Linked DNA regions of Homo sapiens: region 2 is linked to region 1. Evidence: read pairs that join two places in POLR2A ChIA-PET (ENCODE). Cell type or tissue: GM12878. All regions are shown on one strand. Each heading gives the region's core, and the rest is flanking DNA. Links, peaks and the distances in the headings are about the cores only.

Region 1 (5,394 bases), core at 274-5,273:
TTTTGAATTAACCCAATCTGACAAAGACAAAGAAGAAAGAATTAAAAAGATGAACAAAACCTCCAAGAAGTTTGGGATTATGTTAAATGACCAAACCTATAAATAATTGGTGTTAAACCACCATCATTCATCACAGAACTGGAAAAAAAAATCCTAAAATTCATATGGAACCAAAAAAGAGCCCACATAGCCAAAGCAAGACTAAGCAAAATGAACATCCAGAGGCATCACATTACCCAAATTTAAACTACACTATAAGGCCATAGTCACCAAAACAGCATGGTACTGGTATAAAAATAGGCATATACACCAATGGAAAATAATAGAGACCCCAAAAATAAAGTCAAATACTTATAGTCAACTGATCTTCAACAAAGTAAAGAAAAACATGAAAGTAGGGAAAGGACACCCGATTCAACAAATGGTGCTGGGATAATTGGCAAGCCACATGTAAAAGAATGAAACTGGATCCGCATCTCTCACCTTATACAAAAAATCAGCTCAAGATGGATCAAAGGCTTAAATCTAAGACCTGAAACCACAAAAATTCTAGAAGATAACTTTGGAAAAACCCTTCTAGAAATTGGCTTAGGCAAAGACTTCATGACCAAGAACCCCAAAGCAAATGCAACAGAAACAAAGATAAATACGTAGGACTTAATTAAACTAAAAGGTTTCTGTACAGAAAAAGAAATAATCAGCAGATTAAACAGACAACCCCCAGAGTGGGAGAAAATCTTTACAATCTATACATTTGATGAAGGAGTAATTTCCAGTATCTACAAGGAACTTAAATCAGCAAGAAAAAACAAACAATCTCATCAAAAAGTAGGCTAAGGACCTGAATAGGAAATTCTCAAAAGAAGATATACAAATGGCCAACAAACATATGAAAAAATGCTCAACATTAGTAATGATCAGGGAAACGCAAATCAAAACCACAATGAGATAACACCTTACTCCTGCAAGAATGGCCATATTCAAAAAGTCAAAACATAATAGATGTTGGTGTGGATGTGGTGAAAAAAGAACACTTTTACAATGTTGGTGGGAATGTGAACTAGTACAACCACTATGGAAAACAGTGTGGATATTCCTTAAAGAACTAAAAGTAGATCTACTGTTTGATCCAGCAATCACATTCCTGGATATCTACGCAGAAGAAAGGAAGTCATTATATGAAAAAGACGCTTGCACATGCATGTTTACAGCAGCAAAATTCATGATTGCAAAAATATGGAACCAGCCCAAATGCCCATCAATCAGCATGTGGATAAAGAAAATGTGGTCTATATATATAGCACGGAATAGTACTCAGCCATAAAAAGGAATGAAATAATGGCATTTGTAGCAACCTGTATGGAATTGGAGACCATTATTCTAAGTGAAGTAACTCTTGAATGGAAAACCAAACATTGTATGTTCTCACTCATAAATAGGAGCTTAGCTATAGGGTTGCAAAGGCATACAGATGATACAATGGACTTTGGAGATCAGGGAAAGGGTGGGAACGGGGTGAGAGATAAAAGACTACACGTTGGGTATAGTGTACACTTCTTGGGTGATGGGTGCACCAAAATCTCAGAAATCATCACTAAGGAACTTATTCATGTAACCAAACTCCACCTGTTCCCCAAAAACCTATTGAAATAAAAGAATAAATTTTAAAAAATCCTTGAGATCGCGAGGCTTTCTGGGAATAATTTATTTTTTAAATTATATATAAAAAAGTTGTTAAAGGGAGAAAGTATGCATCTGAAAAGGAATACACAATGAGAAGAACCAGTGCCGTTACTATGGAGAGCTGAGAGGTGGAGAATGAAAAAGCCATTGGTCTCAGTTTTCCTGCCATGATTGCCTTTTACGAGAAGGATGATATGCCAAGAACGGGTGCAGCATTCGCTGGTGCCCTGGACAGCAATCTGGAAAAAAGACAATAAAAATCAGTTTGTCATAAGGTTAAATCACAAAAGACTTCCTAGATTAGGTTTTCAGATTCTTTTTCCTTTAGAAAGATTAAAAAAAAAAAGAAATATGGGCTAAAAGCTAATTTATTTCTTTTTCTATTTTCCCCTCAGTGCAAGATGTAACGTTCAGAAAACATGTTGAGCATGTTGAAGCATTACAAAGATCAGTCTTTGGTTGTTGAATTAAAAAAAAGAAAGAAAGAAAGAAAGAAAGAAAGAAAGAAAGGCAGGGACCAAAGTCCCCATGGTAGTGAGGTTCTTGAGATAACAAGAGGTAATGGGGGCCAGGGCTTAAGGGGAAAGAAGCATTTGGTGTCTGGCAAGTAGTGAACACTCACTCAAACTTCTTGTTTAAAGAATGTGGAAAGGTCACAATAGAATTGAGGATGCGGGAGATGGGTTTCATAAAGATAGTTTTAGTTTTGTATTGGTGATGTAAAAAAGAATAGACATTTCCTCTACTATAGCTTTTTTTTCATTGAAGTTATGTCACCAAACATAAAAAAGAAGAAGACAGATTTCAGAAGGTTTCGAAAAGAGACTATAAAATGATCCAGTTGAATAGTAGAAAGGCAGGCTTACATAAAAAACAAAATATTAGCATTGTCATGTTAAATATCTACTAGGAATATTTGATCTTTTTTTTTTTTTTTGAGACAGAGTCCCAATCTGTCACCCAGGCTGCAACCTCTGCCTCCCAGGTTCAAGCGATTCTCCTGCCTCAGTCTCTCAAGTCGCTGGGACTGTAGGTGTGGGCCACCACGCCTAGATCATTTTTGTATTTTTAGTAGAGAGGGGGTTTTGCAGTGTTGGCCAGGCTGGTCTCGAACTCCCGGCCTCAAGTAATCTGCCTGTTTCGGCCTTCCAATGTGCTGGGACTACAGGCATGAGCCACTGTGCCCAGCCTGATCAAAACTTTTAGGCAAAACCAATCAAATTTGCTGGATTGTTTGTGCTAGCACTGTACCAGTCCATGGGTACAGGCATAAATAAATGGTTGAGTTTGTCCAGCATATGCAAAATCAAAGAGAAAAATGTCAAGGGAAATGAGGCCTTATGCCAAGTTTTGAATATAAATGATGAATTTTAGAATCTAAACTAGCCAGAAGAGTGGAGCCAAGAAGCTGATGTCAGTGAGAGATTGAGCAGAGAAGTTTGGAAAAGTCGAAGATTTGTACTAATGGATGAACCAGTGAGCTCAAAAGATTGGAGGTATGCATCAGAGAGAGTGAGGGTGTTCCTTGATGTCACTTGATGTTAGGGTTTCAATGAAGGTTGAAGTTTCAGGTGATGACAAAGCTAATTGTACCCCCAAGGCAATGTGTATCTATGGGGGCATGCAAAGAGACTCTCAGTGGAGATGAGCATGTCAAGGAACTGAGAGACTTAGATATCAATGGTTAACTCAAATTGATGTTGAGTCACTGAGAAAGATGGCAAAATTTGGGTAAAAGAGGAAGACTGGGGAGAAAGAAGGGGAGAAACCATATTACCAATAATGAGGGGACTGTGTGAGGGAGGAGAAAAAGAATGGCATAATCAGATGGCATGAGCCTCAAAGCAATAGGATTTTATTTTTTCAGTAAGGAATTTTACTGTAAAGAATACCCTTACCTGTATTTCATCCCTGAGGCACCTGGAATCTGTAAGAATATTCAAGCAACTTTAGAGGACTACAGGTGAAATTGTGTGCATGGGGGCAGCACTTCAGTTACAAATTCTTCCTTATAAAAAAAATCTGACATTTCAAAGGTGATTTTAAAATAATGAAGTCATTTTTTTTCTATCTGTTACTAAAATCTATCAGACTTAATTTCTTCATTTAATTAATGTAACTTGTCCCACTCAAATGTCATTTTCCATTTAATGGAAAATTAGTGCCAGTTTGTGCCAATTTTGTGAACAAATTTCTGTAAATCATATTTCAATGTCATAATAAAACACCAAAAAATACAGAATATTTTATTGATTTAACTTTCATACTACAAACATATTTTTTTTTTTTTTACCTCTGTGACATTTTAGAAATCAAAGGAATTCTAGATTGGAGTCAAAGGACTTGGGTAAAGTCTTAACTTTATTTGGTATTGTTTTATATTGGGCAGGTAACCTCCAAGCCACAATTTCTACCCCGGTAAAGTAGAGTAATACTTGCTGTATAGAACCTCATGGGCTTATGATGTGAAGTTAAGAAGATAGTAATTTGTGTGAAATAACTGTTCAGTAAGTGGCACAAGTGAAATATGTTACATAAGTTACTTATTCTGGGTCCCCATAGTATCCAAAATATACAGCAACACAGCACATATGCTTCAATAGACTCACATGTTGTGGTTGGAGGACACATATTGAGGATAATGTCTGGGAATATTGGATTCCATGGAATGGGGGTCTATCTGTATTTCTATGTGAAAAGGCCAATGGCCATATCATTAGCTCAGTAATGAAACTATGTTACTGCCCTTGGTATAATTTCTTTATGGGATTTTAATATCCCTTATTCAGGAGACAGCTTCCTCAGAGAGCTGGTGCTGACATCACAATGGGCTTTATTTCAGTGATGTGGATGTGTGTTTGGATTTTTGCCATGTTTGGATCTTATCATGTCATTTCATATGTTTATATTGTGCTAGCTGTGCACAGTGTTCATGCATCCTAATAGGAGAGCTGTATATGGTCATTGTTTCAAGAGTTAAATACCAAAGCACATTACTTATGCTTTGGCACTGACATGGCCTCAACATTTCATGAATGTTTTGCCAAACACTGAAGGGCAGTATGATAGCTTTCACCAACTTGCATTTTCTTTTATTGTTTCGAGAGTTAAACAATATCCATGACTTCCTGGGTAGCAATGGCATCCAATAAAGTCCCGTATTATGCCAATACATTTGTCTTTTTGGCCCTGAAACTCTGACCAAGATGAAGTAAAATATTAGTGAAATGATCCATTACCATATGCATTTGGGGGGATTATAACTACCCAGGTGATTTACATTTTTAGCTAGTCTTCTATTTTATTCCTTTCTTCCTTGAGTCATCTAGATAAATTGGTGGCTTATATCCATCCCAAGATCTTTTATATCCCATCCATTAAAATACCCAAGGTGAAACACCTTCACCTCAGCAACAGTCCCTTCTCTAGCCAGTTGTCACAGACCCACTGCTTGCTCTCCTGTTGCAACTCCCTTGCTCTGCAGCAGAAAATTACTATTTCTATTCCATGTAGTCTACTGAACTAACTGGTCCAGTCTCTCCTTTTAGGCTTCTTGGATTTGAGTTTCTCCTTTCTGTCTTCATTTCGTCCTCTAGGGTGTCCTGTGGTTTTCAAAAGGTCTCTCCACTTTATCCTTGGTTATGTGGAAACTGACTGGTTGCCTGCAAGGGGATAGGAGCGGAAACTGGATATTTGCCTAGAATCCCAAAT
Region 2 (5,394 bases), core at 190-5,189, 51 kb after region 1:
CCCTGTGACATCTTTTTCCCTTTATACTATACTTACTCATAAAAGTTTTCAGATACAAATAAACAGCCCAGTGAGTTTAAGTTAAATGTTCGTATGTGTGTGTGTGTGTGTTAGTTGATTAAGAGTTTTCCAATATCATCATTTGGACTGCTATCCTAAATGTAGGCACTGGGCATTAGTTGGCATTAATAATCTTTTTTAGTTCTAAATTTACTCATCCCATGTACTCAACAACCACATATTTTCATATATAATATTCATTACTTAGTATTTTTGAGCAAGTGGTTTGTGTCAGTAACTCTATATTGAGGATGCAGCATGACCTGTGCTTCAAGAATAATTATTCAAATGATTACCATTTACAATCATGATAAGTGGTATGAAGGAAGGTGAGTGCTATGAAAATGTCTAACAGGGAGTATGGTCTAATTCAGAATCCCCTTTCTTCCAGTGCTATTTAATCTGATACCTGAATAATGAAGCTGGGTGGAGAGAAGACAGTGAGCTTTTTAGGCAAAATGAACTGTAAGTGTAATTACCTAGAGATGGAGAAAACTTGGGTTTTTTAGCCGCTGGTGTGAACATAGAAAGCCATGATGGGGTTTTTGACCACAAGAATCTTACAATGAGAGGAAAAACGTTGTAGAAGACTCGTTATTGATTTTTTCCACAACTAGCCAAAACAACTAACTGTAATTCTGAGTAAATATATTACTTTTGGGAACAGAGAAGAAAGAAAGAGAATTGACTTGAGGTATTTTGTGTTATGTTTTGTTCCCGTTTATCTACAGCCTTTATCTCTGTGGTCTTGAATGTTTTACTCTTTACTTGAAAGTGTTAAGAGCAATGAGATCAAGAAAACTAGAGAAATAGTAAAGCACTCAAGAACATGGAGATAAAGTTGGAGAAACACGTACTAAAACCTTCAGAGACAATGTGATAAAATGAGGAAAGTAGTAAGATCTGCCTTCAACTGATAAAGCTGTGGAACTAGGAGTTTCACTTTTGCCACAGGACTTCCCTGCAATGTCATCTAGTCCACTTGTGTGTGGACAGTTCAGGTTAAAATAAGAATTACTAAAACTTATGTAGCACTAACAATGAGTTAGATTTGTGCTGTCCAAATTGTAGTCACTAACCACATGTGGCTGTTGAGCACGTATCTGATTGGAGATGTGTGTAAAGGTAAAATACATACTGAATTTTGAAGACTTAGCATTTAAAAATGTGAAATAAGATGTCTTAGTACTTGCTAAAATTGGTGGCATGGTTAAAATGATAATGTATTATATATTTGGGTTAAATTTTTAAAAAATTAAAATCAATTCCACCTACCTCTTTTTACTTTTTACAGTGTGGCTATTAAAAAATTTAAAATTACACATCTTACATTATATTTTTATTGAACAGTGCTGGTTTCGTTACTGGGGATGAGGCAGTGAACCAAACACAAATTCTCTGATCTCATGATGTTGACATTCCTCTACTGAAGACAGGCCATACGCCAGAACTAAATAATAGGTCTTATCAAGAATGATAAAACACATTTAGAGTGCAGAGGAAATGTGGTGACTTTGTTTTGTTTTTTTTTGTTTTTGTTTTTGTTTCGAGATGGAGTCTCGCTCTGTCGCCCAGGCTGGAGTGCAGTGGCGCCATCTCAGCTCACTGCAAGCTCCGCCTCCCGGGTTAACGCCATTCTTCTGCCTCAGCCTCCTGAGTAGCTGGGATTGCAGGTGCCCGCCACCACGCCCAGCTAATTTTTGCAGTTTTAGTAGAGACAGGGTTTCATCATGTTGGTCAGGCTGGTCTTGAACCCCTTATCTCGTGATCCTCCCTCCTTGGCCTCCCATAGTGCTGAGATTACAAGCGTGAACCACTGCGCCTGGCCTGTGGTGACATTTTGAATAGTGATTCAGGATACATCTCTCTGATTGGAGCAGAAAGATAGAATGGGAGAGAACCAAGGAGGTTTGGGGAAAGAGAATTCCAGGCTGAACCACAAACACAGAGGGTGTGCAATGGGGGTATGTTCAGTGTAGTTGGAGTGCAATGAGGAAACAGGAGAAAGATAAGAAGTGAGGTTGGAAAAGGGGGAGTTGCCAGATTATAAAGGGCCTTTGTTGGCCAGAGTTAGGGTTTTGGATCTTATTCTGAATGAAATGGTATAGTAGATTGAATGCAAAAATGTAGTAGTTATTTCTGTGTACCCATACGCTTTTGTAGTGTGACCTTGCAGCTCTTCCTCACAATGAATCTAGGTGGGCTTCATACTTGTTTTGACTGATAGAATGCAGTGAAGTGGCATCATATGGTTTCTGATTTCCTTGCCTAGGCCTCAGTAGGCCTTGCACTGTTCTGCATTCTTAGAGCCTTGGCAGCTGTCATCAGAACAGGCCCACATTAGCTTACAACAAGATGAGAAATCATGTAGGCCAGAGTTAAAACCCCTCAGTTGTCCCAGCTGACACTTCAGTGATATTAAAGCGCTAGGCTGAGATCCACTGAACCTTGCTCAGATAAGCAGAACATCTCCCTAAGTTGGCCTAAAGATTTTAAAGTAATAATAAATGGCTATTTTAATCCACTAAATTTTACAGTGTTTGCTTATGCAGAATTTTTGAGTTTTGTCAAATGAATCATCAGTTTAGAGGAGTAGTGATCGAGGTAAAAAGTTATTTTATTTGAATATATATTTGAGATTAGGTCCAAAAGCATTTTCTAATGGACTGAAAGTGAGGTATACAAGAAGTAGAGAAGACAAGAATGACTCTGACATCTTGGCTGTCACAACTGAAAGAATAGTGTTGTCATTGCTAAGACAGAAAAAACTGGGGAAGTAGCTATTTGTGTAGAGAAAAATCAAGTGTTCACTTTTTTTACATGTTAATTTAAAGACTTTTTTTAGGCATCCAAATTGAGATGTCAAATAGACAATTGGAGAAGGAGTTCAGGAATAAAATCTGGGCAGGATTCTTAAATGTAAAAATAAGTAACATCATAAATGGCATCGAAAGCCATGGGAGTGGATGATATTGCTTAGGAAGTGATGGGGAAAGGGCCAAAGATTGAGCCTGAGTGTTCAATGTTTGAAAGTTGGGAGGGTGAGGAACATCTTGTACAGCAAGCTGAGAATGAGGGATCAGTTAGTGATGCAGATAACCTGGAGAGAAGCAAAGTGAAAGTAGAGAGTTTCAAGCCAGACTAATCAGCAACATCAGTAGCTTCCTGTAAGTTAAGTAAGCTGAGAAATGAAAAGTGATCAATGAATCTGGCAATACAGAAATTTTTGTTGTGTTTTCTAGGAGCAGCTTTTGTGGTAAGTTGACGAAAGCGGAAGTGGTGTTAAGAGAAAAAAAAGAGTAAGACAGAAATTGTAAAATATCTTGAAAATTTGCTGTTAATTGAAAACAGGACTGGGACTCAAATTGGAGGGAAAGTAGGGTTAAGAGAGTTTTTGTTTTTTAAAAAAAGATATGAATTATGATTGTTCATTAGAATGCAGATAAAGATAATACTATCTTGATGTAAAAATTGATGACAAACGGAAGATAGGGACAATATAGGAAACAACATTCTTGACTAGTAAGATTGGATGAAGCCCAGGGCACTGAAGGTTCTCAGGAATGGCAGGAGGGAAGGCAGAGAGGGCACACATAAAAGAAGGCAAGAAGATTCATTCACTCCTGAAGGCATGTGGAATTTTCTCTTCCAACGGATTCTGTTGTCTTAGGGAAACCAGAAGCAAATCAATCTGGCAAGTGTGAGGATGGGGGTGCAGGATTGGATGTTGGAATAAAAGAAGATAAATAACAGTCTAGAAAAATAAGAGTGGATAGATTTAATTTGCTAGAGCTACCAGATAACCTGAGAGTCTTTTCTGAGATTCATGAGCAATCATTTATGCTGATTTATTGATCCAATGTGTGCTGTTTGGACGGAAGATGCAGAGTAGGTGGGGAGCTGGCTTTAACCAGGTTGTGGCTTAACCAAGGAGTGTCACAACAGAACTGATGGACTTTGGTGGGTCTTAGAACGTTAATTAACTGGACAAAGAAGGGGAACCATACTGTATAATGGATAATGGAAAGAAGTAAAGACAATTGGATCAGGACATTTGAGATCTTAATTTTCTTTCAAATGTAGAATACCAGAGAAGTAACCTGGACATACAGGAGGTAGTATTTAGAAAGTGGTGTGCCTGAAAACAAGATGCCTATAGACAGTGTCATCTTTGGTAAATGAGGTCTAGGGAATTAATTTTCAAGAGAAATAATACCACACCCTAAGGGTTTGTTTTTGTTTTGAAATTTGTGGGCAGTTTTTATTGTTACAGTGACTGGGAGTGATGCAAGATTTAGTGGTAGGGCCAAGGAGCTAGATGCTCTTTGATGTTCAGAACAATACGTTACACCTAAATCTATTAGCTTGTAACTGCTGTATTCACAGTGATTCTACATATAAATATATTTATTTAGCTCATTTAAAAATCTTGAATATCAGGTTATTGTTTGAAATTGGGTTTTGTAGATAGGACTACAAATAAACACTTGCTAATATGAATATTCCTCCCACGTTATTTTCTAATAAAGAAATCAACTTGTTAAAACTAAGCAAAGATTTACAAAGAAGGATGCTGACAAGGTTAGAAGGCATATGTCGTATTTCCAAGCTTTAAAGAAAACATTTGAAAAATCTAATATTGTGTCTGGAATGCATACAAATATCCAAATAAAAACAAATATCTGCTTGCTTTTTATGTGTGCACACATCATCACAAAATAGTAACCTTCATATTATTAGGCAAAATTAATTTTACCAACTATATAAGATGTTTTCGGTATGCTGACCAAAGACATCCAAGTGAAATAATTTCTGTCTTTCATTGAGCAAAGATACTGTGTAAGGAATAATCGATGAGATCGCAAAACATGTCAAAAATTAGCCATGAAATGAACTATAGTCAAAATGAATTTTCATTGCAAGTGGATAAAACTTCCTTTGGATAACGAGGCTTTACTGTCTGCATTTGAAAGGATCGTATGGAATGAAAGCTCATAGAGAAAAATGTTATTTTAAAAATTACTGACAATAAATTTTAAGCAGTTGTCTATACTTTAAACACCTAAAAAATATTTTATAAAAAATTATTTCTTTCTTTTGTTCAAGTCATTGCTTCTGTTACAGCTGGGAATGCTAGCTATGGGTTGTTGGCGTACCAGTTTGTAGCTAATTTTTAAAATTATACCAGGTATTTTAGCAATTAATTGCACTATTTATGAATCTCACTTAGTCCTCGATAATTTTTGTCGAAGTCTCCACAAATTGATGAAGAGTGTTAATAATAAAATTAAGAATAACTCTGTGAGTGATTTATTATTTCATATAGAATATTTA

Evidence for each region. Peaks named below come from ENCODE experiments on the same cell type or tissue, not always from the same donor. Only the 100,000 strongest peaks of a DNase experiment are listed, where the experiment ranks them.
Region 2: POLR2A ChIA-PET joins it to region 1 with 8 read pairs; 3 of 35 experiments call an interaction of 5 or more read pairs at or near these places.

What each region holds. Positions count from the first base shown.
Region 1 is chr6:91,388,623-91,394,016 of GRCh38, forward strand. No RefSeq gene overlaps it. Among named protein-coding and RNA genes, the nearest start is that of MIR4643, 130 kb to the right of the region's middle. In GM12878, for the core only: no CTCF peak of the experiment used is centred there; no DNase peak of the experiment used is centred there.
Region 2 is chr6:91,439,294-91,444,687 of GRCh38, forward strand. No RefSeq gene overlaps it. Among named protein-coding and RNA genes, the nearest start is that of MIR4643, 80 kb to the right of the region's middle. In GM12878, for the core only: no CTCF peak of the experiment used is centred there; a DNase peak (open chromatin) is centred at 3,247; H3K27ac peaks cover 1,021 bases.